3 separate regions of the Mus musculus genome follow, and regions 2 and 3 are each linked to region 1. A link is a loop called in an ENCODE intact Hi-C map of the cell type or tissue named here. Cell type or tissue: left cerebral cortex. All regions are shown on one strand. Links, peaks and the distances in the headings refer to the core of each region. The heading gives the core; the rest is flanking DNA.

Region 1 (7,905 bases), core at 2,833-5,332:
GTAAGAATTCTCTTAGACAGCATCTCACACCCTGAGAGCATCTATTCTGTTCATCCTCTGAAATGAGTTTCTTTCCAGTGTTGTCACTATGGTAGTGCTGAGCTCGCTTCTCCCCCCCTCCCCCGCCCCCAAGTTCCCTCTCACCCATGGCTACACTAGGACATTATAGGCTGGCCAAAGTGATCTGCTTGTTATATTGTATTTCAAGCACTCCAGGGCTGTGGGGACACTGGTGAAATGATGGCTCTAAGTCCAGGGTTAAGGGCTGGATTCTGAGCTGGAAGCCTGGGCGAGGCTGGATGCTTCTATGTGTGGGCCACAGTGAGCCCCAAGTGCTGCATTAAGGTATCAAAACACACATCTTAAGTTGTAAAGAAAGAAGAAAAGAGGAGAAACGGGTCTTCGGTAATCTATGCTTAGACCGTATCATCTGGAACCTCCAGAACTCTGCCTAGGAGTTCTGCTGCTTCCTCATTCTTCAACTGACACATTCCCATCCTTAAGAGCTGGAGTGGTACCCCATTCCATGGCCATGGATCTTTTCCCCTTGTGTTTTCTAGCCCATATGGTAGTTTTTTAAAAAGCCTATAACATGGCTTATTTATAACATAAAACCCCTGTTTACATCTTTGACTTGTTTCTTGACATAGCAATTACATCATTCCCACTTTGCTCTCCTTCCTCCCAGGCCCTCCTATATACTCCTCCATGTTCTCTTTCAAATTCATGGCCTATTTTTAAAATAATTATTGTTATATGCATTTCTGTATATGAATATATATATATATATATATATATATATATATATATATATATTCCTAAATACACAAATACAACCTGTTCAGTCTCTATAGTGTTACTTGCATATGTGTTTTTGGTTTGGATAACCAGTTGGTGTTATCTTTTTCTCTAAGGAAGACTATATTTCTCCCATGCTTGTCAGTCCTTAGTTACCAGTAGTGCTTTGTGTAGGGTTACTTTGCAAACATGAACCACCTCCAGTAACATTTTACCAAGGAACTGCATCATATAAACCTTAAAGCTTCCTCTGAGCCTCAGAGTTTCTGGGGATGTTTCTCCGGGACGACTTGCGATTACAGCTCAACGGGAGGCTGGCACAAGGAAAAACATCTGTGCCGTTCCACCTGCTACAGTCTGGACATAGTGACACAGGCCTGTTATCTCAGCGTTCAGAAAGCTGAGAGGCAGGAGGTCTAGAGTTCAAAGCTGGCCTGGGATACGCAGCAAGTTACTGTCACCAAACAACACAAATCTTTGCAGATATCAATGGGCCCACAGGGATTAAGAGCTGTGCCTTTATTCTATTTTTAGTTTTGCCGTAAGGCTTATGCTGTCAAGTTTTGCCGTAAGGCTTATGCTGTCATCCTGATATCACCCTGACCCGTGTCTATTAATGTTTATTGTTTTTCTTATGGGAGCCCTCCACGAAAGGGAGATGTGACAATCACCAGGAAGTTACATCACAGAAGGCCAGGTTCCCTCATCTGTTCAGATACATTGCACTGTACCCATATTGGCTGAGTCAAGCTGCTCCCCCAGATGGTTTCTCTGCCTTGGTTCCATAGTGACATGCCATGTGATTATGGGTGGGGGTTTTCGTCTGTCTTCAGTTCTAGGGATTGAATCTACAGGCTCATCCATGCTAAGCAGATGTGCTATTCCTGAGGCATAACCCATTACTAGGGATGGGCAGTATACCCCAATATATATATATATATTGGGGTATACTGCCTATATATATATATATATATATATATATATATATATATATATATAATTGCCTTGGGAGTATATGCCATCATGCTCAACTTTTAAAGATGGTTTCTGGAGATTGAACTCAGGTCTTATGTTTTCCTGGTAAGCCCTTCACCTCCCTTGCTATTGTCCATTTTTAAGTAAGAGAGGACAGTTCAACTCAGAGGACTCACACTCAGTTCAGATGACTGGCTTAAGGGTGTTAGTAAAATATCAGAGTGACTCTGGGTTGAATACTTCCTGGGTGGCTAATGGAGACCAGACAGTGGTCTTCAAAGAGGAAACAAAGTTGGTGCCTAAGAACAGTGCTTCACTAAGTTTTCCCACCCCCTAGCTGAAAAATGAAGGCAGCTCCTGGCTTCCCTCATAGACTGGGTAGAGCCCTGACAGCTACCAGCTGAGGAAACCAGAGATCTGGAGGTATCCCCACTGACCACAGGCTCTGTGCTCTCTGGCATGTACCTGGAGCTGTATGCTACGTGCCGGGCACTCCCTATTATCCTGAGGGAACTCATTTAGAGTATGGCAGCAGTACTCTAGGGTGGATTGGGGAGTGTGAGTTGGGCTGTAATTGCGAAAGCTGCAATGAGAATGTATTTAAACAGCATCTTGCAGGCTGAATGGGAGGAAGCCAGGTGAGAGGGAGGCAGGCACGTTAAACAAGAAATATCATTCACATAACTCAGGAGACCTTGGCACCTTCTCCAAACATGGTAGAGGAGAGTCCAGTGCGACTGGAACTGAAGGTCAAAGGTATAGCGAGTCCCAGGGAAGGGCTAGAGAAGGAAAGAGATGGCAGCCCCATTTTAGTCTCTTGCTGCCCATAGTGAAGTAGCAATGTGACATACTGCTGGTTGTCTGGAGGATCACAACTGTTCTCAAAGTTCCCCCTTAGACGCATAACAGTAACTTTGTGATTATTACCTCCTTAGCCTACCTTGGCTATTTATTACTTCCTTATACATCTCCAGATTACCTCATGATCGTCTCAAACCTCAGGGCAAATACGCTTCCAGAGATTAAAGTTTGACAAAGGCATGAAGTAGGTACTGGAGACCTCTGAACTGTGGGATCATACTGTACCCCGCTAGCCTTGAAGATGGCTGCCCCCACCCCCACCCCTTAGTACTTAACCCAGTGCTATGCAGCAGCAGCCTGGCTTGGATCTAAACACAGTATTTCTTTCTAAGTGAGTCCCAGGGGTGCTGATTTCCATCCTGGCCCTGGCCCTGGCCCAACTCTCTAGGGAGCCAGGGAAATTCTGTACTCCTTTCTTAGGAGAAATTTATCATCAAGGGAGCATGCTAAGCAGAATTTCTTTACTAGGTATTTTGGTTTCCTTTCTTGAATTTGCTCATTGGCTTCTCAGATGTTCCCACTTTGAGGTTCTTGCAGTCTTCTTTTTTTTCTTTCCCCTCAATAAAATAAAACCATTTCACAACAGCCACGGTGAGGATGAGAAGCAATGGTCAAGAATACAAACAAAAACTGAATCAAAATAAGCTCTATCAAGAAATTGGAGAAGCTGCAAACCTTTGTGGAAACTACATTAAAGCAACAATGACTGAAACATATGTAGTTTCCCCAGTATCCTTTGTGGAAAGTACCCTTTTGAGGTGCATTTAAAAAGATAGATTTTATTTGCCTTTTGAGAACTTAATACAGGTATGCAATGTGTTTCGACCATATTCATTTCCCACTCCCGGGACCACTATCCCTGGAAACCCCTACATCTTTCTTCCAACTTCATGTCATTTGTGTGATTATTTTTTATAGAACATTTCATATTAATTGAAGGGTTTATTCTTCTCTCATTTAGATGAAGTCTAATGGTATAGAGGCAGAACACTAGACCATGGGAACACCCCATGGAAACACTCCCCCTCGTCTACCCGGTGCCATCCTCCCGTTTTTAGGAGGTAGCCATATAGGGTGCCCAAAGGAATTAGACTCAGGATTGAGTTTCATGGATTAATATTTCCCTCTTTCAAGTCTGTCAATTGCTCAAACCTGCTTGTAGTAACAGGAACACAGTGGGACACAGTCCCGGAGCCAAAGGATCCCTCACACCTTTAAATGCAGTTCCACCTCTGTCCCCATTCAACTTCCATGGGGACACCAATCCAGCCTCCAGTGAGTGACCGTTTTCTGGGACGCGAGACTCCTCTTAACGCTCAGGCCCGCGACGCTCCCGCTCCCGTGTCGCCAGCTCTCCTGGACCAAGTCAGTGTGACCCGTGGCTGGACCCCTCGTTCTCAGCCTTCCTTCCCGGTAGAGCTCCCAGTCTGGCTCTCAGTAGCCCCCTCTGGCGCCCGAGACCTTCAGGAAAGTTGCTTCGGGCGGTGGAGGGGCGTCATCGCCTCCTAGCAACGCTCCTAGCAACCGGATAACATCTGCTCCCTTTGGTCCAATGCGCGCCTAGAAAAGCCGCGCGCCCGCCTCGCGTTCTGAGCCGGAGCGAGAGGCGCTTCAGAGAAGGAGGGACCGACCTGCAGGAGCCGGCCGCCCCGCCGAGCTGCAGTCGCTGCCGCCGCCGCTGTCGCTGTCGCTGTCAGAACCCGTCCGAAGAGTGACACCTTCGCGAAAAAACAGGAGCTGTGAAACATTTGCACACGCAGTCTTCGGGTAAGTGGACCCCTCTCAAGGTTTGCCAGGACCCCTCCAGCCAGGCATCTGACCCGAGGCCCAGAGAAGACGCGTTCCCTACGGCTGGAGGTTAGGGACTTGGCCTCGGATCCCACCCTGCCCCCAGCCACTGAAAAGTGACTAGCCACTGGTCCCGAATAACTTGATTTGATTTTTTAAATGCCAGGATTGGATATTGAGACTCCCCCTCTGTTCGCTACTGTCTGTTAGTGCTTAGAAGTTTTCCACCTTCCTTGATTTTGCTTTGCCTGGCTGCCCGAGGCTGGAGAGCTGGAGGCAGCTCCCAAAGGCAGCCCGTGGTTATGGATAAAACGACACGAAGTAGGCTCCACGAAATTCAGTCAACACGGGCTTCTGTTTTAGGTCCTCATCTGGAAAGGGTCCAGCTGGCCAGGAGCAGTGGTTCACTGGTCCTCAGCCTCCTGAGCAGTAACCATAGTAACTCACCTCTCTAGATGGGATCGTCCTTATTGGATGCCCGTCTTCCCTTGGAAAGCCCGTCTCTCTAAATATAGAAGATGATGAGATCCGTGAGCACACAGCCATGCAGACTAGGTGTGGTTAAACGGAACCCTTTGCTGAGAACTATCTTCAAACGTGGAGCAGCTACTTCAGACCTTGCCAGAAAGAGTCAGTATGTCAGAGAAAGAACAAGTTATGGTGTTTTGAGTTAATTGCTTTGTTATTTTGGAGGGTGATGCAGCCTAAAATTATACAAGAGCTGGCTGTGATTTTTTTTTTAATCACATTTCCCCAAAATAACCGCTCGAGTAAATCACTGACAAGATGAACTATTGTGCACTTTTCAGATCTCTTAGGGGGAGTTGACGTCGCTCCTACTTAAACTTAAGTGATCCTGAGTTTGAAGGTTTATCTTTCTTTCTAAACCATGTCCCAGATCGGCCCCACCTCAAACGTCTCAGTGCCGCCCCCCATCCCCACCCCACCCGCCTTCTCCTGCCCTGATAACTTATTCATGTCCCTGCATCCCTGATTCTTTAGAGGTGTCTTATGCCAGTATGTCTCCTTGTTTCAAGATCCCAGGTCCCCATTCATGAGCCCGAGGCTGTGAGACATGCTCCATGTGCCAAGGGGAGTTCTCACCACATCTTCCGAGGCTGTCCTAGACATACACTCTTCGGTCTGAGTCAGCATTACCAGGTAATCACCCTCCGAAGAGAAATTACTGTTTAAATATGTATCCAGAGAAATAAACGCTAATGTAGCAGCCCGGCAACTTACAGGATCAATAGAAGGGGCTGTTTGTATGGGCGGTTGCTGGGGAGAAGTCAATAAAGGTTTTCTGTAAAAAGGACATTTGTAGGCTGGCAGACTTTCCTCTCTTAGACCCCTGTGAATTGGGTGGGTCAAGTGAGGGAGCCTGGCTCCCGGAAGATGGCAAGTGGAAGCTTTCTGAGCACACTGGCAGTGTGGGTCTGGGGTGAAAGAAACCAAGAGAGAATCCTTCAAGTTGCCATAGGAGGTTGTGGGGACTCATGGAATGCTAATTTACACGGAGACTTGTGGTAGAGACCATGGAGAACTAACTACTTTCTTCCCAATTGTAAGACTGAATTTGGTGCATAAACAAATGTCCAGCTCCCTAGCACCTTGGAACTTAGTGTACTGAGGCATCTCTGGGCAGTACCCTGCCAGAGGCGACTAGCCCATCGAATGATAATGACAAATTCCAAAAGATGTACCTTCCAGTTGGAGAGGATCCATTCAGATTCCTATTCAAACACTTGCTCTGATTTCATATGGCTTTATGAATGTCATGAGACCTTGAAATCGTCCATTTAATATTAGAGGCTAAGATAATGATATATACAACACCAAATACTCTTCATTAGCTCTTAGTACCAGCCACCCTCCTCTCTTCTTCCAATAATTACCCTGTTTTATTGTGAGGAACAAATTTGTGGAGACAGATGAGACTTACCGCGGTCTTCCAGGGGTGTGTGTAAGTGTTTTGTGCATGGCTCATTCTCAGCCATGATGATTGGTTCCTGTATATATGTATTAGTTTTATAATTTATACATATATATATATCCCATTTCTTATGTAATATACATAGAAGTTTAAATCCCCTATGTCCTTAAATGCTTGAGAATGTCACTTGCTAGTCCATTGAGACAACTGTCACAATCAAAAAGTCAAAGGGCTTCTCAAAATTTAGTCTTGACTTTCATCATGAAAGTCGAATATGTAGAATATATACAGTGCAGATTTTGGTGAACATGCCTGTTTTAAAATTATCATAGTATTTAGTCCTTAATTTTTTTTAAAAAAAGTAAATGCTATGAAGATAGTAAATACTTAATCCTAATGATGTTGGTGGGTTCACAGCTACAGTGAATCTGCAGTGGCCCTCATCACTGTAGCTGCCTTCCATGCTTGCACACTCTGGGTTATAAAGAGTATGTGTGTCTGGGATATGATGCCTAGATCAAGCTCAGGGCAAACAAGGGCTTAGGGATGAAACCAGGATCTGGTGACAGCCTTGCATCTCCAGCTGCTCACTCTGCTGAAGTTTTTAGGAGCACATTAACATTCATGTTCGGACTCATGTCATGAAACTTCTGTAAGGCCTCAAAGATGCCTTGAGACACAACAGAGTCCTTGAAATCTACATCAAGGCTTCTATTCCCTGGTTCCCTGCTCGTGACTTGGTTTCAACGGGATAAACATTGGAGTCCAAAGTGTCCCTGAAAGCCAGCGCAGAGCCAGCTTAGACTGCCTGCCTGGGCAGCGCATGCTTCTGAAACTGACATGAAAACACACACATGAAGTGAAATATAAAATATACAAAAATACAAGTATAAAAATGTAAACGTAAAAATGAAAAATAGCCTTTTCAGAAACAGAGTCAGGCATGAACTGACCAAACTCAGAACTGAGGCTAAGGGCAAGAAACCTGCCTTCATGTTGGGCCTGGGGTCCTGCAGAAGCCAGTCTTGTTAAGTTTTTTATTTACATTTAATTTTGAAAAATGAGTTGTCTATTTAAATACTTCTAGTACTTTATTTCCCCCTACTGCTCTAACACAATTACTTTAATTTTTTTTCCCAGTCAAAACTATACAAAGATACCAATACAGACCCATCCAGTTTCTGCTAACAATTCTCAGTGGGAATAATGAGGGGGTGGTACTAGTGGAAGGCAGTAAGAGCTTACTAATGTTGTATTCAGTACTGTAAGAGCCTTATATTTAGAAAAAAAAAGTCCAACGATTTGCTTTCATATTTTCAAGACAGCGTCTTCCCAACAGCAGAGAGATAGGAGACTTCTCAATACTAATGGTTGAGCGGGTGGGGAAGAGATACAAGTGTGAGACTGGGAACCCTGCAGGGATGTAGTAGAGAGTCTGTGAGACTTCAGGTGCTTATCCAAAGGGCCAGGACATGAAAAAGCTGGGGACATTATCGAAGAGATCTGTCTGTACACGCTACTTGTCACGTTGGGGTGAGACAGACAGTGGC
Region 2 (7,905 bases), core at 3,061-5,560, 110 kb before region 1:
GAAAATAAATCAGAATATATCAGAAAATGATTAAACAAACAAACAAACAAACAACAACAACAAAAAGAACCAAATTAAAAACACAAGTTATGCATATAGATTCAGAGACACATGCATTTTGGACATTTAGGAATCCCATAGAAACCACAAACTGGAAGCTATAATATACATGCAAAGGACCTATAAGGTAGAGTAAAACAAAACAAAACAAAACAAAACAAAATCTCCTGTCCTGATGTAACATTAAATGAGACAAAGAATGTCCAAAGATGACATTGGTTTTGTTTTGGCCATCTACTGCTGTGTATGGGACCTGCCTTTAAGAGTAGTTTGTTTTTCCAGTGAAACTCCTCAGGAGAAAAATAATTTTGCATTTGCAAGTGGCACTCAATTGGAGATAGCTTCTGGGCTGGGGCTAGAGGGCATGTTCCCAGTTCTCCTTTCAGCTCCAGGATCCCGTCTACAGGTACAGATCTACGCAGGCCTTGTGCATCTGGCACAGTCTCTGTAAGTTCTTATGGGTACTGGTCTTGTTGGTCTAGAATGCCTTGATTCCTTGGAGCCTTCCACCTCCTCTGGCTCTTAGAATCTTTCAGCCCCTCTTCTGCAGAGTCCCCTGATCCTGAGGGGAAGGATTTGATGGAGGCATCCCTCTTAGGGCTTATTGTTCTAAGGTCTCTTGCTCTTTGCATGTTTGCCTGTGGTTCTGTGCACTTGTTCCCATCAGCTGCAGGAGAAAGGGTCTTTGATGATTGCTTAGCAGAGTACTGATCTATGAATATAGCAGAATGCCATTAGGAGTCATTTTATTGCTATGTTCCTTTAGTAAAACAGAAGTCTCTAAGGTCCCTAGCCTATCTAGTGCCAGATTCTTAGCCACCCAAGCACTACTGGGTATGTGTTCCATCTCATGGAATGGGCCTGAACTTGAACAAGATGTTGGTTGGTTACTCCCAAAAGCTTTATGCCACTATTGCACCAGGGCATCTTTTAGGCAGGTCATTCTTTTAGAGATCCAATGGTTTGTAGCTGGGTTTGTGTTTACTTTTATCTTTTGGTACCATATGGAGTACCTTCCAGTACCACAAACATTAGTTTGTAGGGGTGAAGGGTCTATGTAGGTGCCAGTTTGACTTCTCCATGTTCAAGACTTGTAGAGGTGTTCAACAGGCACCCTTGATATGTCACTGATTTTAGTATCTGTGTGATGCTGAGTTCAAAAAATGAATCCAGAAGTGTTTGTCTTCCTTATTGTCCAGAAAATTTGTGTAGATTTATAATTTATTAGTGTCTAGTGATTTTTCCCCAAGGGTTTTATTTATGGGTTTATGTGTATGTGGGCAAATAGAGAGTGATAGAAGCAGAGAAAAGGAGCGGGGAAAGAGAACACGAGAGAGCAAGCACAAAGTCAGAGAATAACTTGGGGGATTCCGTTCTCTCCTTCTCTGTATGGGTCCCAGGGATAGAACTTAAATTATCATGGTTGGTAGCAAGCACTTTTTCACAATAAGCCATCTCATGGGCCTCTAAGGGTTTTGAGGGTTTGTGTGTGTGTGTGGAAGGTTTGGAATAAGAATTTAATTAATAGATACCGGATTATCTTGATTTTATTTTGAAGTGATTTTTGGCATTTTGTGTTTTTCAAGGATATTTTCATTTATACTGTTGAACTTATTTTATGCTATTTCTTTTTTTTATTATTAGGTATTTTCCTCGTTTACATTTTCAATGCTATCCCAAAAGTCCCCCATACCCACCCCCCCAGTCCCCTACCCACCCACTCCCCCTTTTTGGCCCTGGGGTTCCCCTGTACTGGGGCATATAAAGTTTGCAAGTCCAATGGGCCTCTCTTTGCAGTGATGGCCGACTAGGCCATCTTTTGATACATATGCAGCTAGAGACAAGAGCTCTGGGGTACTGGTTAGTTCATGTTGTTGTTCCACCTATAGGGTTGCAGTTCCCTTTAGCTCCTTGGGTACTTTCTCTAGCTCCTCCATTGGGGGCCGTGTGACCCATCCAATAGCTGACTGTGATCATCCACTTCTGTGTTTGCTAGGCCCCGGCATAGTCTCACAAGAGAGAGCTATATCTGGGTCCTTTCAGCAAAATCTTGCTAGTGTATGCAATGGTGTCAGCGTTTGGAAGCTGATTATGGGATGGATCCCTGCATATGACAATCACTAGATGGTCCATCCTTTCGTCACAGCTCCAAATTTTGTCTCTGTAACTCCTTCCATGGGTGTTTTGTTCCCATTTCTAGGAAGGGGCAAAGTATCCACACTTTGATCTTCGTTCTTCTTGAATTTCATGCATTTAGCAAATTGTATCTTATATCTTGGGTATCCTAAGTTTCTGGGCTAATATCCACTTATCAGTGAGTACATATTGTGCGAGTTCCTGTGTGATTGGGTTACCTCACTCAGGATGATGCCCTCCAGGTCCATCCATTTGGCTAGGAATTTCATAAATTCATTTTTTTAAATAGCTGAGTAGTATTCCATTGTGTAAATGTACCACATTTTCTGTATCCATTCCTCTGTTGAGGGGCATCTGGGTTCTTTCCAGCTTCTGGCTATTATAAATAAGGCTGCTATGAACATAGTGGAGCATGTGTCCTTCTTACCGGTTGGGACATCTTCTGAATATATGCCCAGGAGAGGTATTGCGGGATCTTTCGGTAGTACTATGTCCAATTTTCTGAGGAGCTATTTCTTTATTACCTAATGTTTTTAAGTTTTAAATGGACATTTAAGGATATCTTTTGTTTTCGTCTAGTTATGAAGAGAATTGTCTGTCAATCTGTATATTTTCTGCAAGAAACTACCTTTTATTTTTATTAATTTTCCCTCTAGTTTTGGTTTTAATTTTATTGGTTTCTATTATGTTTGTTACACACACACACACAGACACACAGACACACAGACACACAGACACACACAGACACACACACACATACACACACACACACACACACACACATTTTACTTGAATGCAACTTAAGATAGAAATTCCCCTCTAAGAAATGCATTATCTGCATTCAACAGATACAAATGTGTGTTGTTTCTGGTTTCATTATCAATCAAACTAGTTTATAATGTACCCTCTTACTTATTCATATGGCGGTTACTTAAAACTATATTGGTTAGATTCCAAACAATGATGATTCTAGATATTTTTCTGTGGTTGATTTATAGCTCAATCACACACTAGCCAGAATTTATATTTTTTTTATTACTTAAGTTTTAAAAAGTTAACATTTGTGGTTGGAGATTTACTTCTCTGGGGGAGAAAAACCATTCAGATTTGTTCTGCTAACTTGGGTGTGTGTTTACTTGTAGGCTATTTTGTGTGTACTTGAAGAGAGAGTATTCTGTGTGCTCAGTATAAAATATAAACACAATAATATAATGTAATATAATATAATATAATATAATATAATGTAATGTAATATATAATTGATCTAAGTTGACTTAGGTGCTTTATCATATTTTTTAATACTTGTTTAATTTATTGATTTTTTGGGGGGATGAATTGTTTTTGTTCAATTGATTAGTGAAAGAGAAGTCTGGGAGTCTGAAACTTACTTTGTTGGCTTGGCAAATTCTTATCTCCATTTCTGTCTGTTTTTTCCTATTGTAAACTGAAGCTCTGTTGTTGGTACAGAAGAAAAGTGTCTTTAGAATCTTAAGTCTTTGTGCTTCTGTAATGTGCTATTTTTCATAGTCCAAGTATTGTAATCAAATAATATTTGAGCTATAGATCTTTTTTAATTATTTAGAATGCAGTTTTCTTTCTTTTTTTCAATTTTTTATTAGATATTTTCCTCATTTACATTTCAAATGCTATCTCGAAAGTCCCCTATACCCTCCCCCTGCCCTGCTCCCCTACCCACCCAATCCCACTTCTTGGCCCCAGCATTCTCCTGTACTGGGGCATATAAGGTTTGCAAGACTAAGGGGCCTCTCTTCCCAGTGATGTCCGACTAGGCCATCTTCTGCTACATATGCAGCTAGAGACACGAGCTCTGGGGGTGAGCTATAGATCTTGATCATTTCGTCTTGATCATTTTATTGGTTTAATATGGTGCTATTGGTTTTTTAATTTCTCACATAATTTATGAGTAAGGACAGAGCATGGTATATGGGGAAGGAAAACAGGCGGGGCTGCCTAATGTTGGGCCCTTACAATTAGGTTGTTTCACAGTTGCTCAGAACCCAGGCTGGGTTTTCATTTGATGTCAACTTCAGTGCAATAGAGGCCTTAAAACCTTCAATTTGTACCTTAAAACAAAACAAACCAACCTACCAAACAACCCCAAAACTAAAAAAATGAAAAACCAAAAAAAAAAAAAACCAAAAAAACCCCCCAAAAAACCAAAACCAAAACAAACAAACAAAAAAACCCCAAAAGCAAGAAGTGGAGACTTATTTGCTAGAGGGTTTTGTTAAACCTGAGACCATGATCAGCTTCTTCTTTTCCTGGGTTTCCATGTGGGTCTCTGTGTTGCCCTTCCCATAGTAGTCTCTCTTTGTCGTCACTCAGCATATGCCACAGCACTGCAGTGTGGTAGCTGGAGTTCTCTGCCAAGTTCTGGAGCTGCTTCAGCCCCAGGCAGGCTCTGTGTTTCTGTGTCTGGGGCTCAGGACCTTCTGGTTGTCTTGTCTCTCTTCCAGCTGTAGGGAATCTCTTTCACAGTCCTACCCTACACCTTCTTCCTGCCCTTTCCCAGAAGTTTGTATCCTGTGCTATCTATTGACCTTCATGTGCCTCTCCCTGTAGTCTAAGGACACCAGGGTCTGCTGCCCCTCTTAAAGGGACAGTGGGCTGTTACAGATTTTTATGCACAGTGGATGTTCCCCAGCACCGCACGTTTCGCTGTTCTCCATGACTGAATACTGACCGTCACTTTCTTTGCTCCTGCTCTGTTCCAGTCTTTCTGGTAAATGTCTGGCGCTCTCTGAGAAGAACTTTTAAATAGATTTGCATTCTCACATGTTGGTTACTTCCATGGATTCTCTTTCCATGTGGTAGTTCACACCTGACCTCTAGAAATTACCTGGAAATATGAGCTTGATTCTCCTCCCTAGCTGACCCAGCATCTGCTGGGCCAACAAGGACTGATGAGAAAGTTATCTCCTCTTAAGGGTTAATTAGTTAATTGCTTTATGACCTCCTCTTTCTTATTACTTTAATCAAAGGTATCATTTTACAGTGCTCTGGATTATTATTACTGTTTAAAGGGAGAGACATTATTTCCAGCATTCCAACCTCCATCTGAAGCAGAAGATGAAACTTCAAGTTGGTGTGTGGACGCTGCATCCCTTTCTTCTTAAGTTGGGTAAAGTATTTGGATGGAGGGATGAATGAATGAGAAGCTGGTGTCCCGTTAAAGAGTTCTGAGACTCATGGGAGGCACATCTAGCTAGTCCTGTTGACATGTTTGTGAAAAGTTACAGTCACACATATCGTAACTTCTGAGATCATCTTGTCAGAGGTGAGCAGACAGAAATCTGCAGAGCGGATGATCCAGGGTTGTGAACTTCGATGGTGAGTCAGAGGTTCATAGATGGACAGAGGGAAAAAGGCCCTCCAGAGGTAGGGAACCAAAAACTTTTGTGAGTGCTAACATTGTCAACGGGCTGAGAGATCCTGGGGCCAGCGCTTGGGTCCTTATGGTTTCTGTGATGAGAGTTTGGCCTTTATCCTACAAGCAGCTGAGAACTGACAAAGAAGTCCTAAGAGTGATACCAGAAAGCTCTGTTTTAGACAGAGCTCTAACATCAGGTTTGAAACCGAGTTGGAGGGAGCAGTATATGCTAGGAAGGAACCTGTGTAACCCAGCATGAATGTCTGATAAAAGATTGCCACCAGTGTGCTGTCATTGCTCCACCAAGAAGGCATGTCATAAAGGAAGTCTTTGGTATGTATGGCTCTGGAGTTCAGTGGACAGTTTTCCTACTAGAGATAGAAGCCCAGGTCCTGGGCATCTGAAGGTGCAACACTCAGGAATTCAGGATTGGAAAAGAGTAAACGTCTGTAAGCACCAAACACACACACACAAAAGAGAAAAAAACAGACCTATGCAGGGAGAGAGAGAAAGAGAGAGAGAGAGAGAGAGAGAGAGAGAGAGAGAGAGAGAGAGAGAGAGAGAGAGAGAGAGAGAGAGTTAGTTTCATCATCTTATCTTTCTTTTGTGCTTGGTGCCCACAGATGCCAACTGTACTTGGGAGAAGAAATGGGGAAAACTAGGTTTCTTCTTTCTTCCCGGAAAGCCAAATTCAACCTTGACATCCTTCTGACATTGAATCGCACCCACCCCTTCCTGTTTCACAGGGAGCAAAGAGCCATAGGAGATATAGGAGGGACCCATGCCTGTGGAGGTGGAGGCTTGGTATCAGTAAAGAAAGGTGCTCTCCTGTGGCCTCTCTTAATCATCTGTGCACTGAATTGAATGCCCCGCCACACACAAAGAGCTGTGGGAAACTGACAGGCACAAACAAGAGGAGCCTCAGGCTCTGCCTTTCTTCCAAAGCTGTATCATTGTTTAATCTGTTCCCAAGGACCCAAAACTGTTTTCAAAACCCTGGCTCTTGGGTCTGAGGTGACCAGAATTGTAGCATGGCCTTTGAGTGAGACAGTTTTGTCACCTCAGATTACTCATGACTATAGAAGGAGGGACATGACTAAGTTGCCCCCAGGGCCCTCCACTATTCCCCCTTTCCCTGAGGTGAAATGACCTATGTATTTGCTCCATTTGCCTTTTAGCCACTGAACAAAGTTTTGTCTATAATCAGAATAAACACGTAGCCACACCAGGATGCCTAGGATGTATGACTGGACTCTCGCCTTTACAGATGTTAAGATACCTGTAGGTTTAAAAAGTATATATGTTTATTTTAGCTATGCATTAATATCTTAAAGAATCTTCCTGTGCTTCTTTCCCCCTGACACTCAGGTGTAGTGCAAGCCGTTCTGCTGAAGAGACATTTGAAAAGAGTCGAGGAAGAGCAGCATCTTAATCTGTGATTTATGTGCACTTTTTGAAAAGCCTTATCAAGCCTGCTTTTCCCGTTTAATCTTGAGTTCTTTTCATAATGTCGGATCTTGATTTTATGTTCCTTAATGTGCCATATTTTTTCTGCACAATAGATTTTAAGCTAAATTGGCCCAAAACAAGAGGGATGCTGAATGCTTTTTGTAACCATGGAAACATTTCTGGGCACTTACTGAGGACCTGGCTGCCAGTAGTAAATGTAACAGAGAAAATAGACACGCTTCATTTAGCAGTTGCTGATGATTAAGAGGCAGAGAGACTACTTACAGTGACATCCCAAGATAGGCCTTTTGGTTTAAAGTCCCAGATCCAAACACCAACTTCCCACCAGAGAAGCAGCTGTGACACCCTTGATATGTCATGGGAAGGAGTTCTAATCACGTTTGAAAATCAACTTTGTTTTCAGATTTTTCACTTGAGCTTTTTTTTTTTCCTTGTGGCTTTTTTTTTTTAACCACATATATTTGTTTCCAAGAAGTATGCTTGCTATTTCCTGAAATAGCCTGCTAATGGAATTAATGTGTTTCAAGTCCACTGCCATATAGAACTTTAGAAACAATCTTTGGAAAGATGGAATGTATTTAAGAGAGAGAACAGCAGGCTTTGAGAGTATGGTGACATCATTTGACTTTCTAGCCAGCTCTCTGTAGTGGGGTGTCTTAGTTAGGGTTTCCATTGCTGTGAAGAGACACCATGATCAAGCAACTCTTATAAAGGACATTTCATTGGGGCTGGCTTCCTGGTTCTGAGGTTCAGTCCATTACCATCATGGCAGGAAGTATGGCAGCTTCCAGATAGGCATGGTGCTGGGGGAGCTGAGAGTTCTATATCTTGATTCAACTTCAATCAGA
Region 3 (7,905 bases), core at 3,061-5,560, 53 kb before region 1:
TGTGTGTCTCTGTGTGTGTGTCTGTGTGTGTGCATGTCATGTAGGTGCATGGTGCTTGTACATATGTATGAGCATGTGTGTGGAGATTTGGGCCTGATGTTGACAATCTTTCTTGATCATTCTCTACTTTAGTCATTGAGGCAGAGTCTCTCAAACTCAGAGCTTCCTAATAAGTTCTATCCAGATAGCTTGTTTTAGGAATTTGCCACCTGAACACTGAAATTCCAGATGGGTCATCATGCTCATTTAATATTGGTGTGGTTTCTGGGCATCCAAACTCTAACTTTCATGCTTTCATGGCAAGTACTTTAACTCCTGAACCATTTCCAAGACGTACATTATATATTTTAAGCTTGAGGCAAAGCATTGTTCCTATATACCCTGGTCACCAAGGTTCTGGTTTGCTTCCCACCCAGACGCTTCAAGTATTTGCAAGTATGAGTCTGTTGGAAGGTTATTCAAAGATTTAGTGAAGATGTAGCCACAGATTCAGACTATGTGTGCTTATGCCTTCTGGGAGCCTATGCTGTGGCTGAAGTTCCTAGACTCAGTGGAGGAACTGCTAGGGTGTATAAGAGCTGAACTAGGGATGTCCCTCTGATGTCCCACTGACTCCTGTCTCTGCCTCTCTTTTTCTTTTATCCTAGGTTGGGGAATATTGAGAGGGACTGGAGGCTAAAGAGATAGAACATCTTAGCTGGGGTGGGCTGAAGTACTGGCTGGAGCTGTTGCTTGGGAGGAACTTGCCAGATTTGCTTTGTCTGATGACATTAAGGGGGATGAACAGGGTGAGTAGGGCTGGAGGGGTGGTTATGGGAGTGGAGAGGAGAAGAGAGGAAAGAAGAGGCAGTGGAGTGGAGGCACACAGAGGGAATGCAAAAAAAAAAAAAAAAAAAGAATAATGCTAAGGATTTTATATTGGTAGCAGACATTGGACCTATATCCCTGTGCTTATAAAGCCAGTGTTTTACCACCTCAGACATTCCCAGACCAGCTTTAATACATCTTAGTTCTTAACATTATGAATGAGTATACGGATGGATATTTCAGTTAAAAGGTTAAAACAAATGCATTAGAACAGATAACCTAGAGGTGGTTCTAGAAAGCAGTTATGTGGAGAGGACCTCGTGGCTTTACTCTGTGCTCCCTAGTCTTCTGTGGTGACCAGATCACCCTCTGCTCACCCGTGCTCCCTAGTCTTCTGTAGTGACCAGATCACCCTCTGCTCACCCGTGCTCCATAGTCTTCTGTGGTGACCAGATCACCCTCTGCTCACCCGTGCTCCCTAGTCTTCTGTGGTGACCAGATCACCCTCTGCTCATCTGTGCTCCATAGTCTTCTGTGGTGACCAGATCACCCTCTGCTCACCCATGCTCCCTAGTCTTCTGTGGTGACCAGATCACCCTCTGCTCACCCATGCTCCATAGTCTTCTGTGGTGACCAGATCACCCTCTGCTCACCCATGCTCCCTAGTCTTCTGTGGTGACCAGATCACCCTCTGCTCACCCATGCTCCATAGTCTTCTGTAGTGACCAGATCACCCTCTGCTCACCCGTGCTCCCTAGTCTTCTGTAGTGACCAGATCACCCTCTGCTCACCCATGCTCCCTAGTCTTCTGTGGTGACCAGATCACCCTCTGCTCACCCGTGCTCCCTAGCCTTCTGTGGTGACCAGATCACCCTCTGCTCACCCGTGCTCCCTAGTCTTCTGTAGTGACCAGATCACCCTCTGCTCACCTGTGCTCCCTAGTCTTCTGTGGTGACCAGATCACCCTCTGCTCACCTGTGCTCCCTAGTCTTCTGTGGTGACCAGATCACCTTCTGCTCACCCGTGCTCCCTAGTCTTCTGTGGTGACCAGATCACCCTCTGCTCAGAAGGCTTCAGAATGGGAGGAAGGGGAGAGAGAGTGAGAGAAAAACACTGAACAGGAAGGAATCAGGGGTAGTTCAGGAGTTGATGGTCCTTTGTGTGGACAAGACCTAGAAGAGAAGCACAGCCAGTGAGAGCAGAAGTGGATGTGGATAGTGAGCTGGGATGCTGTGGATACTGGGGTTTTGTGAGGTGGAAGGATCAAGTTTGAGCCAGGCCAGTGAGAATCTCATATTTATGGGAAAATTCTGCTGCTGTCTGCCTGCTACTGTTTGACATCCATAAAGACCCACTGATGGCTTTTAAAACATATTTTTATGTAAGAAAGTAAGTGTTCAGAAGATATGAACATTGTTCAGGATCATGGCTCACACATTAGAACTTCTGTGGCTCAAATACAGTAGCTCTTTACTTTTCATGGGATTTCAGTTTTTTTAAAGACTTTTTTTTACTCTGTAGCTCAGGCTGGCCTTAAGGACATGACCCTTGCCTACTTTATCACACATAATGAACCAGTTTTCTTTTTGACTATAGGGGCAAAGTTTATCCATCATGTGGGTGATATTGTTTATGAAGATGTTATTGTTATACATTTTTCCCCTGTGATCTTGATTGTTGTGTCTGCAATTGTTCAATTTTTCTAGACCAAAAGGTATGAAAATATAATCCATTTGAAATGTTTTTTTTAATTGCAAATTTAGATTTGGATCGAACCAGCCAACTTAGTTATTCTGAGATTCTGTCTTATGAAGACCGCCCCATTTCCATTCTCCCACAATCCCCCTTCGAGAGCAGGAACGTCAGGCACCATGGCCCTTGCCGTCCGGAGATGGGCATGGTCCGAAGCCTCGGTCGTCCTTGTGCAGATGGCGTCCTGGAGACGGAGACAGCTTTTGTGAGTCGGGGCTTTGAAGATTCCTATGCCACCCACAGTTCCTCTCTGTGGAGTCCAGAGGCAAGTTGTTGTCTCTTCTTCATTTTAGTGCCGTCCACTCATTCACCTCTTCTGCCTCCCTTACCTGATTCCTCCAGAAAGGAAGTACTGCTTGATCTAAAACAACAACAACAACAACAAAACACACACACATACACACACACAAAACCTTGCAATAAAAGAATCACAAATACATTCTTTCAAAATGGGAGCAGCAGAAGCATGCAGTGGGAGAAGTGAAGAGCTATCAGGGATGTTCTCATACAAAAGGACCTCTAGATCTTTGGAGAACTTGGTTGCTTTCCTTCCTGGAAAAGTGAATTCTATTTTATCTTACCCCAAATCCTGCACTATGTTTGCTAAAATAAGAATTATTGGAGAATTTAACTAAAGTGAAGACATGACAAGGGTTTGTAGGTGTCAGCTTTGAATTGAGTTAGAGGTGTGGGAGGCAGCACCAAGAGTGACATATTCTGGTCATTGATGCTGCTTTTTGTAATAAACACTTGATGAATGATGCAGCTTATGAACTGGTCTTTTAATTAAAGCTTGTCCTTAATCTATAGGGCTATCTGTGATAATGGGGCAGCCATTATGGAAAGGGACACCAGCTACTTCAGTCTAGGGTTTTACAAGCATTGCCTTATCCCATGGGCATCTCTGATTGTTCTTTGTGAGTTCCACCCTTCTAAAATGATGCCCCAACATTAAGAGGTGTTAACTGGAAATCAACTTAGTTGAAATTACTAATGAATATTCAATTTTTATATGACTTCAGTATAATGTGCAGAAATAGAACTAGAGAATGAGTTGATTTCTACAACCAGAGGAAATACGTGGGGTTGAATCTCTTCAGAAGAACCCAGAGGTCACACACACTAAATGCTTAAAGAAATGCAAAAAGAAAGCTGTATAAATTCATGGTCCAAGGCCTTGCTGTTTTCCAGTTAGTGGGAGAGCTGCTGGGCATATGTAAGAAGCCCTATGCACACGCTCGTTCACATATGTGCTGGTGCCTCTATGATGGTGCTTTTGCTGAGAACCAGAAATAGAAACTCAGATACCTGGTTTATGGTTTGTTAGTCAGTCCTTCCAACACAGGTATCCAGAGCTCCTAACTGTCACCAGTTTTGTTAGAGAGAGAGAGAGAGAGAGGGAGAGAGAGAGAGAGAGAGAGAGAGAGAGAGAGAGAGAGAGAGAGAGAGAGAGAGAGAGAGAGAGAGAGAGAAACAAAATACAGGTCTGCATTGCCATGGTGTTGGTGCTCAGAGGCGAATCAAATCCCACACAATGTTTAAAAATGTTCCCTTTGTCTCCCTCACTGCAGAGAACCAAAACACAACTATTTACCTGCCTGTTGATAACTCTGTCTCCCTGATAATTGTGCCATTAGGTTTGGGCTTGCCTTTTCCACGGAACCTCCCATTTCCCTGCCTCCTGGTGCTTTAATAGATGACTTATGCTGAGGGTACTGAATGTTCTCAGACTCCAAAAATACCCAGACAGCTCCATGTGCACCATTCAACCTCCTATCTATTTTGAGACAAAAACTGTAATTTGGTGCTCCTACTGTAGAACTTCACAGAGAGCTCAAGCGGTTCCCGTAACCGCCTGCCCTGCAGGCGTAGCTCGACTCTTAAGCATTGATTTATTTGTCTCTTAGCCGTGTTAAGAACCTTGTCTTCCCTGGCGGAGCTGGCATCCAGAACGTATTGTGGATCCATTTACTTTGGGCCACACGATGACATCAACACTATCTTACTAAAACAGAAAGGCTTTTCAGTTTGACAGAAAATCTTTAAATGTAACGTGGGTTTTGACAGTTTGATGCAAGCATTTCCACCTTAAAGGGGAAAATCAGGACAGGGAAGCTCAAGGAGCCCTTTATTTTGTCTCCGAAGGAAAGGGCCTCATGCAGACCGGCTACCTGCTATGATCATGGATTTTCCAGTTTAGCCTCAGCTGGCAGGGACCATTGACTTTCTCCTGCAGACCTGGGACTTGGTGGGAGAAACAATGGGAAGGTGGCTGGAAATTTCATCCACACAGAGAGACAGATGTCCCACTTTCCCTCTCTGCTTTCGACTGATTAATTGGTTGGCCTTGAGAAGTTAATTAAAATCTGCCAAATGGGGATAAGAAGGAAGAGAGTTTTACCTTGCAGGAAGGTCAAACAGATTAGCAGTATTAACAGTACCTGTACAAGGAGCCCCTTTGGTGGCCTGGTGATAGGTAACGTGTTGAAATAATTAATTGCTATGAAAATACAACCCTTCACAAATCTCTGTCTCAAATCAACCCAGGTCGAGCCTGCAAAGCCCAGTTTTCATGAGCAACAGCTGGGATTGGCCCTTCAGGAGCCCAGCTGCTGTCCAGAGCTGGTCTTGGCCCGATCTTCTCAGAGCAATTGCAGTAGCTCTGCCCGGGACTTCCCAGAAGCCTGCAGGTGCAGCAAGCACTTACCTGAATAGGTAGCTGATGGACATGTGGGAGAGCCAAATTACCAGGCACTGTGTTTTTAGCCTTGGCACTGAAGTAGATGATAAAGCTACTGACTCCTACCTAATATTAAGAGCAGAGACCTGAATGAGAATGAATTTACAATACTGCCATCCAACTTCCGTCACTACCACTTCCCATCTTCCTGTCACGCTTAGTAAGCACAGAAGCATCTACGGCGAAAGGGTTGGCCGAAAGAAGTAGGTCATGTGGGTTAACACAAGTTTGGGATTTTGACTGCTTAAGGTCTGCTCTTAGGCTGCTGGAGTAAAAATCTTAAATGACCCTGGCCTGGCATATGGACCCTCCTATTGGAAGTGTATTAGTTCCATAGCCCATTTTCGCTTTAGTTTCCCTTCCCATGAAATAATGATGTTAAAAATTCTAGCTCGTTAGGCAGATATAAGTATTACAAAGCTCAGGATTTCTTAGTTGGTTCCCTAGTAAGAGCTGAAGGTGAAGAGTTTTGTTTCCGCCTTTGCTACTGAGCACATTCTCCATGGAGGCTTCGGGAATGAGGGAGGGAAAGAGAGCGGCCCTGGATGGAATCTGTCCTTGAGTTGGCCACCACCCAGTATGACCAATTGTTTTATCCTGTGGCTCATACTCCAAGAGATTATTATTTGCTCTAAGTTCATCTTGCCAAAGGGAAAAAGCATAGTGCCTAGGGTATTAATGACGGTGCACACTCTGCCCTTTCCAAATATGGTGGGCAGCAGAATGCTTTGGTACCAATGGATCAATAATGAGAGCTGAGCTTTATATTTTATGAGCAGAAGGTAAGAGATTCTTTTAGAGGAAATGAAGCCAAGAGGATCCCAAGTGTGCCAGAGCAAACTTGATATGACACCTGACATCAAGAACAACTTAAAAGATGCTAGCTATTACGACCTACATCTAGGCAAGCTATGTAGATGATCAAGAGCAGGCTAAAATAGATGGGAGTTTTAAGGGGAGACAGGAGCTTAAGAAAAGATTCTGCCTTGGTTTTTCAGTTAGCTGAATTCCTTGGAGACTTGATTCTAATATTATATATACACTAGTCAGTTGTATTCAGAAGTCTCTATAGCAACCACTTTTATCACTTGAAACTAAGTACCTCTGAATAGAAATGCTCATGCGTGATTGCATGCACAGGGAAGAGAATAGAAGGAGCTTCCCTTATGTTATAAGAAAGCTGAGTTTTCTTGGCAGGCTAATTTGAATCTTAAAAGGGAAGGGCATTTATTAGATGTCTCCTATATGTCAAGACTTCTACTTTGCACAGCCTCCCTATGGAGTGGGTATCATCTTTATTTTACTATTGAAGAAAGATAATGGAAAGTATGAAATAATGGTCCCAGTGTTATAGAGCTGATAAGAAGTAGCAGCCATGGCTTATAGAGAACATTTGATTCCACGGCACGATTACTTCCCCTATGACTCCCTGGGAAAGTCTCATTGATAAATGCACGGACTGAGGTATTTTGTTGTAATTTTGAAGTAATCTTTGAACTCGAGTCCAGTTCTATAGATAAAGAATGGATTTACATTAACAAGGGTTCACTATGAGACCCTTTTTGTTAGGAAAGACTCAGGCCTTCAGGGAAAAGTTAAACATTATATTGACATTACTAGTAATTTGTTGGTGTGGTGGTCATTACAGTAAGTGATGTGCAGTTTAGGTTTCCCAGTAAGGGCAGTAGACCAGAGTAATTTGTCAATAAGTAAATTGATAGCCAAGGGTGACATTCCATAAACAGAGAGGCATACTTGAAAAGAGGCAGCTCCATACCAATGTTAGGAATAATTAAGGAGTCTGGTTGAAGACAGATTTTCATCTTGACTAGAACCTCACAACCCTACTCACTCTCTCTTTTCAAAACCAGGCTCACACATTTATTTCACTCATTCATCAAATACACACACACACACACACACACACACACACACACACACACACACACGTGTACATGCCCATAGATGTCATATAGGCATACGCAGAGATTAAGATACAAAGAAAACAGTAAACACTAAAATAGGCAATCTACCTAGGGTGTGGAAAAGTTTACTGTACTGCCTGGCTACATTTCCGTAGCTTTGCAACCTGACTCTTTCAAACAGGCATATACTAGCATGCACTTTCCAGTTTGGCCAGGACTCAAAACACTAGCCAGTGGTAGACCTATGATTTTAACCCACGTATTCTGGCTGCAGCGGGGCTTTTGCTAATTGGCTGCTATGAATGATCTCTTTAGACTTTACTTTGAATGACCTCCTGAGTCTTGACTTTCTGGAGCCAACATCTCTGGCAAGCATCACAGAAGTGTGGAGTCTCTGCCCCAACCCCTGACTTAATGAGAATCCTTGAGTGACTCAGGTGGCCATTAGGCTGGAGAAGCTCAGCCATTAGTCTTTTCTCCCAGGAAATTTGGGACTTTTGCCTATAGGAAAGTTCTGATTTGTGGACAACAGGTTTAGGCTCATCAATTACTCCTGGTGACCCAAAAGTTGCCTCTTGGCATTTACATAGTTGATAGTTGGCTTAATTAATGACACCATGTCTTAGTTGGTTTAAGTCATAGTGGACAATTGTACTTTTCATGAGGCAATACAAGTTTCTG

The links. Hi-C counts contacts between places; a loop is a spot of excess contacts. Peaks named below come from ENCODE experiments on the same cell type or tissue, not always from the same donor. Only the 100,000 strongest peaks of a DNase experiment are listed, where the experiment ranks them.
Region 2: a loop joins it to region 1, with 2.3 times the contacts of the local background. A loop is called at or near these places in 6 of 42 quality-filtered maps.
Region 3: a loop joins it to region 1, with 3 times the contacts of the local background. A loop is called at or near these places in 5 of 42 quality-filtered maps.

Annotation. Positions count from the first base shown.
Region 1 is chr12:74,280,056-74,287,960 of GRCm38, forward strand. It overlaps 1700086L19Rik (RIKEN cDNA 1700086L19 gene), which reads left to right and starts at 4,221. Exons shown (of 4, transcript NR_030735.1): 1 at 4,221-4,401; 2 at 5,460-5,583. In left cerebral cortex, for the core only: a CTCF peak has its summit at 4,094; DNase peaks (open chromatin) are centred at 3,682, 4,159 and 4,860; H3K4me3 peaks cover 1,648 bases; H3K27ac peaks cover 1,057 bases.
Region 2 is chr12:74,166,871-74,174,775 of GRCm38, forward strand. The region is part of intron 3 of Syt16 (synaptotagmin XVI); the gene reads left to right. Among named protein-coding and RNA genes, the nearest start is that of Gm40889, 30 kb to the left of the region's middle. In left cerebral cortex, for the core only: no CTCF peak of the experiment used is centred there; a DNase peak (open chromatin) is centred at 4,588.
Region 3 is chr12:74,226,645-74,234,549 of GRCm38, forward strand. Syt16 (synaptotagmin XVI) reads left to right here. Exons shown (of 8, transcript NM_001364282.1): 5 at 2,571-2,824. Among named protein-coding and RNA genes, the nearest start is that of 1700086L19Rik, 54 kb to the right of the region's middle. In left cerebral cortex, for the core only: no CTCF peak of the experiment used is centred there; a DNase peak (open chromatin) is centred at 4,378; H3K27ac peaks cover 1,471 bases.